2 separate regions of the Homo sapiens genome follow, and region 2 is linked to region 1. A link is a loop called in an ENCODE intact Hi-C map of the cell type or tissue named here. Cell type or tissue: mammary epithelial cell. All regions are shown on one strand. Region 1 overlaps TRIM31 (tripartite motif containing 31). Region 2 holds the start of RPP21 (ribonuclease P subunit p21).

Evidence for each region. Hi-C counts contacts between places; a loop is a spot of excess contacts. Peaks named below come from ENCODE experiments on the same cell type or tissue, not always from the same donor. Only the 100,000 strongest peaks of a DNase experiment are listed, where the experiment ranks them.
Region 2: a loop joins it to region 1, with 6 times the contacts of the local background. A loop is called at or near these places in 4 of 110 quality-filtered maps.

Annotation. Positions count from the first base shown.
Region 1 is chr6:30,101,896-30,104,395 of GRCh38, forward strand. TRIM31 (tripartite motif containing 31) reads right to left here. Exons shown (of 9, transcript NM_007028.5): 8 at 2,207-2,272; 9 at 1,002-1,894. The coding sequence ends at 1,641. Among named protein-coding and RNA genes, the nearest start is that of TRIM31-AS1, 2.1 kb to the right of the region's middle. RefSeq lists an enhancer at 521-1,020. In mammary epithelial cell, CTCF peaks have their summits at 200 (motif pointing left) and 1,357 (motif pointing right); DNase peaks (open chromatin) are centred at 246, 716 and 1,346; H3K4me3 peaks cover 1,179 bases.
Region 2 is chr6:30,343,670-30,346,169 of GRCh38, forward strand. TRIM39 (tripartite motif containing 39) reads left to right here. Exons shown (of 8, transcript NM_001369521.2): 8 at 1-60. TRIM39-RPP21 (TRIM39-RPP21 readthrough) reads left to right here. Exons shown (of 10, transcript NM_001199119.1): 7 at 1,629-1,729; 8 at 1,822-1,904. It overlaps RPP21 (ribonuclease P subunit p21), which reads left to right and starts at 1,487. Exons shown (of 5, transcript NM_024839.4): 1 at 1,487-1,559; 2 at 1,629-1,729; 3 at 1,822-1,904. The coding sequence starts at 1,503. In mammary epithelial cell, no CTCF peak of the experiment used is centred here; a DNase peak (open chromatin) is centred at 1,502; H3K4me3 peaks cover 1,037 bases; H3K27ac peaks cover 394 bases.

The sequences.
Region 1 (2,500 bases):
CCGGGTGCCGGAAAACAGAAGCTGGAAAAAGGAGATCTGCCCCGGAAAGGAGGCATGGAAAGTGTAGATGTGGGTCCTCGAGGTGGCGTCGTAGAAGACTACCTCTCCGCCCTAGTAATCCAAGCGGACGCCCACTTTGTTCGGACAGATCGGGAGATCCTCCCGGGAACCGCTCTCGATGAGCGCCTGGCACTGGGAGCCGCTGCTGTGCAGCTCCACGAAGCCGGTCAAGGGCTCCACCTCCAGGAAGCCCCGCCTGGGAACCAGCTCCAAGGCCAAGCCCCGGCACGCAGGCCCCGCCCCCGGGCCGTTGGAGCTCCGCCTCCCAGGCGCCGCGGCCGGAGCAAAGGCCCAGCGAGCCCAGCACTCAGCGGAACCTGTAGAAGCGTCGGGGGTTGCCCCGCTTCTGCGAACCGCCCTGGGATGCGAGGTTCAGCGTCACTATCTCATCCTGGGAAAGGATGAGATCCGGGTGGGCCGAGGCTGCGTCCAGTGTCACAGGGGCTGTGTGAAGATGAGGAGAAAGAGGTGGCCAACCCCGGGTCAAGTTGTCCAAACCCCCTACCTTCCTCTGATACCCCCGTCCCACCACCCGCCCCGCTCGATGCCGCCAGAGAGGCTTTCTCTTCCCAGTCACAGCCTTTGTGGTCCCCAGAGAAGTCTTAGGCCCGGCACCGCCTCCTCCTCCTCAAAGTTAATCCCTAAATTTCACAATGTGTTGTTCTGTGGGCGCAGAGAGAAGTTCTTCATTGGTGGTGGTGGTGAGATCATTTCAACACCCGAAGATGAGACCATCTCTTCCTTGTCCATTTCCCGTGGCCCCTAATTCCCATGTCTAAGACAAGAATTGAGTCTAGTATAAGAGGGTCAAGGCTCAGACTTTCTGAGGGCCAGTAATTTTCTAAAGTGGAGTTCCTCAAACACAGGGATGAGTGAAAGTGTTGGAATACAAAAGGAGGAATAGTCATCCCCCGCCACACACACATACACTTTTACTAGGATTCCACGTTCAGTCGCAGTTTATTAAAGTTAGAAGTGTCTCCATCCACCCCCTACAGAGGCTTGCGTGGTGGTTCCAGTCTGCTAAATATTTCAGAATGGGGACCTCATTCTATCTACTGATTTATCAAATCTCATTAATTAATTTCCCTTGCTGATATGAGGGGTTGGGAGAGAAGGGGGACGTGGGAATGTAAGGAAGAGCGAGAGTGGTCGGGCTCATGGGGTTTGATGGACTGTGACCCAGGCTGGCGTTGCTCCTCTCCGGATTTCACTCCTGGCTGAACTGGTGCCTTCGGTAAACAGCTGCTTAAAGAGTGCGGGGACTGCTGCAGGGACTTCCTTTTTCCACTAGGCGGCACCACAGCCAAAGTGATAAGAAGTCAAGCGTGGGGCGGGTGGCTGGAGATTGTCTCTTCCCCTCCTTTTGCTCAAGAATTCGTCCATTCCTTCTCCAACTCTCTTCACCACCACCCCCGCCCCCATCTCCACTCTCAGTAGCCCGAGCCCTCCCATTCTCCACTCCTTCGACCCAATTCCACTAAGTCAAGAACCGTGGTCGGTCTCAGCCACTCACTCAGCGCCACTCTATGCTCCGAAGTCCGTGTAGCACCACCGCTCCCCGTGTTCTCTGAGCTGGCTTAGCTTGAAGGAACCTCACAAAACCAAGCCCGGATCGCTGTCAGCCACTCACTCAGTGCCGCATGGAGCTCCTCGGACAGCGCAACGTCAAATGTCTTCGTATCCTGAGAGCTCGCTCCTTGACCAGAAATCTCATCATAAGAGGCCAGGAGACATACTGGAAAAGTGACTTTCCCAGCAGACGAGGCCCGAAACAGGGAGTGGGATGGGGCTGAAGAGTGGTGATTTGGTGGCCCCGATGTAGTTCTGCCGCCTTTGCGGGAGAAGGAAAGGAGAAAAGAGGTCAGCGGGAGCACCTCGGCAGCAATCCTCCATTGCCAGACAGCACAGCTGAGCTCTACATACAGCAGGAGGGATGGAGGTGAAACTCAAGAAAGTACACCTGAACAAGTCGGAGCGCCCTCTGTTTCCTGGCAGAGGTGTAATTTGGGGAGGAACTGAGGAAATGGAATAAATGAATTCATTCATTTATTCATTTATTCCATTTAGTGGAATTGGGTGGATACAGCATTTTGACCACCTGTAGACTTAGAGGTCCCTTAGTATTCAGAGACAGGACTCTTACCTGCAGAAGATGACCCGGGCTCTGAGGTTTTGTTCATTTTATGATTATTTTTCTGTAACAAGCCCCCTAAAAATTGGGGAGAGAAAACCTATTTGGTCTTGATAACCAGAAGCTGCAAATTAAAAACAAAAACAAGCACCCTGCCATCATCAATCAGAACAGTCAATGGTTCTCAGTGGGACCCATTCCCCACCCAGGGGGAAGTGTGGAAACCTTTCAGGTTGTCTCAGTGACAACAAGAGTGTGGTTCTCTACTGGCTTATAGGGCTTTCTGGGGCCTGGGATACTAAGCAT
Region 2 (2,500 bases), 240 kb after region 1:
TTTGTGGCAAGATACTTTGGTTGGTTAAAATAATATGGAACAAAGGATCCACTGAAGTGATCTCTGTGTTGTGTGGTAATTTGGTGACAGCCTTGTACTGATGTGTAAGAATCACTGGGTGTTAGACATGCATGTTCCTGGGTCTCACCCTTAGTGGTTAGTCAAGGTCTGGGGTGGGCCGGACATCTACATTTTATTTATGAGACAGAGTCTCGTTCTGTCGCCCAGGCTGGAGTACAGTGGTGATCTCAGCTCACTGCAACCTCCGCCTCCCAGGTTCAAGCAATTCTCCTGCCTCAGCCTCCAGAGTAGCTGGGATTACTATGGACTATAGCCATGCACCACCACACCCGGCTAATTTTAGTGGAGACAGGGTTTTGCCATGTTGGACAGGCTGGTCTCGAACTCCTGAACTCAAGTAATCTACCTGCCTCAGCCACTCAAAGTGCTAGGATTACAGGTGTGAGCCACCGTGCCCAGCCTACATCTACATTTTAAACACACCACTCTCATTTGAGTCCGAAAACCCTTGTGAAACTAGTTCCAGAGGAGGTTTCAGCCATGTCCTTCCTCCCAGCTGGAGCCCTGCTTGTCTGTCCCCGCCTGGCACTGGGTCTGAAATTGGAGAGAAGTCATCCTCTCCTGACTTATGCTGCCCTCCCCATCTCAGGGTTCATTGATCTTCTACCCCTCCAATTCATGTCCCTCTGCTTCTGACTTCAGTAACTGATAGTCACTATGAGTCACAGGACACCAGACAGAAGAACTGGAAGATAGAAGAGGTCAGAGGGAGGGGTGTGAGGTGAATGTCAGTGTGGGGAGTGGGGTGAAGTTTCAGGGGCAGGGGATGCTGTTGACAGATTTCTGTGCTGTACCTAAGCCTAGGAGTTAGAAACCATTCACTCAGAAAGTGAGGATCACCTACTGTGTGTCCAGCACTGCATAACAGGAAGTGTGTTTCTTTGGTAGGTGGAATAGTAGGAGTAAACTGTGCTTTCTGAGGACCGGGAGTCCTTTTCCCTCCCTCCAGCACCCTCATGATCCTTCCCACTTTCACCCCCACTGGCACCAGTGCTTTTTTTTAATGTATTACCTCTGTGCCTTCCGTCTGTAGATCTTACAGGCATCTGCCTCGGACCTCAGGAGAGTAGGGCAGAAGCTCTAGCTGGGTATAAATTGCACATAACCATCTCCCCAACGTAGCTACATAAAGAGACCAGCCTTCTGTCCTGAAAATGGCCGATTTAAGATCCTCACCTGCTCCACTAGGTCTCTAGGTGATATAATTGGTCATGAGCTTGAGGAAGACAAAAGCACTGAAAATTCATAAAGGGACCCTGGGCATGGATTGCTGGGGTTGTGTTTAGAAACCGATGAGTTTGTGAGGCCTCCGGGAGGCTCCCGAGGGCGCGGGGACTACGTTTCCCAGGAGGCCTCGCGCGGACGCCCGGGCGGGGCTGTGCGAGGGGTGGGGCTGCGGGAGGCCCTGGAGCGCGGCGGTGATGGCGGGGCCGGTGAAGGACCGCGAGGCCTTCCAGAGGCTCAACTTCCTGTACCAGGTGAGTCTGCGACAAGGGCCCCACGGGGACGGTGCTCGGCGTCCCAGAGTGACTGCTCCCCTCCCGCAGGCCGCCCATTGTGTCCTTGCCCAGGACCCCGAGAACCAGGCGCTGGCGAGGTTTTACTGCTACACTGAGAGGACCATTGCGAAGCGGCTCGTCTTGCGGCGGTGAGACAGCCACGGGGCGGGCGGCGGGCGGGACGCGGGAGGAACGCGAGAGGGAGCGCGGGCGCCAGACCACTATCCTCCTCCGCCCCCAGGGATCCCTCGGTGAAGAGGACTCTCTGTCGAGGCTGCTCTTCCCTCCTCGTCCCGGGCCTCACCTGCACCCAGCGCCAGAGACGTGAGTGCTCCAACGGAGGTGGAAGACTGCGGAGCATTGGGGGCGCGGAGGGGGGCGGGGTGGGGGGCGGGCACTGGAGGCCAACAGCGCCTTTCTCACTGTAGATGGATGTTGGGTGTGGGATTCGCAGGAGTCTTCCTTCTTCGGGTTTGGATTAAGTTCCTAACGCCACTTGCACAAACTAGGGTTTGGGCTCGGCTGTTTTTTTTTTTTTTCTTCCAGTGTGGGCAATAAATAATAACTTTTAAGAGGCAACCCCACCCATGCACAATAATAGATGTTGTTCGGCTTTGTGGAGGACGATTCCCATCACCATTCATTTATTAAGCAAATACTTATTTTCTAAAATGTGTCAGGTACTGTGCTAGATTCATTATTCTCATTGAAATTACGGTCTGATGGGACAGACTAAGAAACAAAATGGTGTAGAAAAAGATTAACTGGGGGAGTAGAATGCTCACTTACTCATGCCAGTGGTGGCGAAGTTTATGATAAGCAAAGGGAGTGAGAGATGGAAATTCTAGGCATGTGTGCAGACTCTGAGACAAGAGAGCTTGTGGTGCTGTCAAAGAAATGAGAGTTCAGGAGGCTGGAGT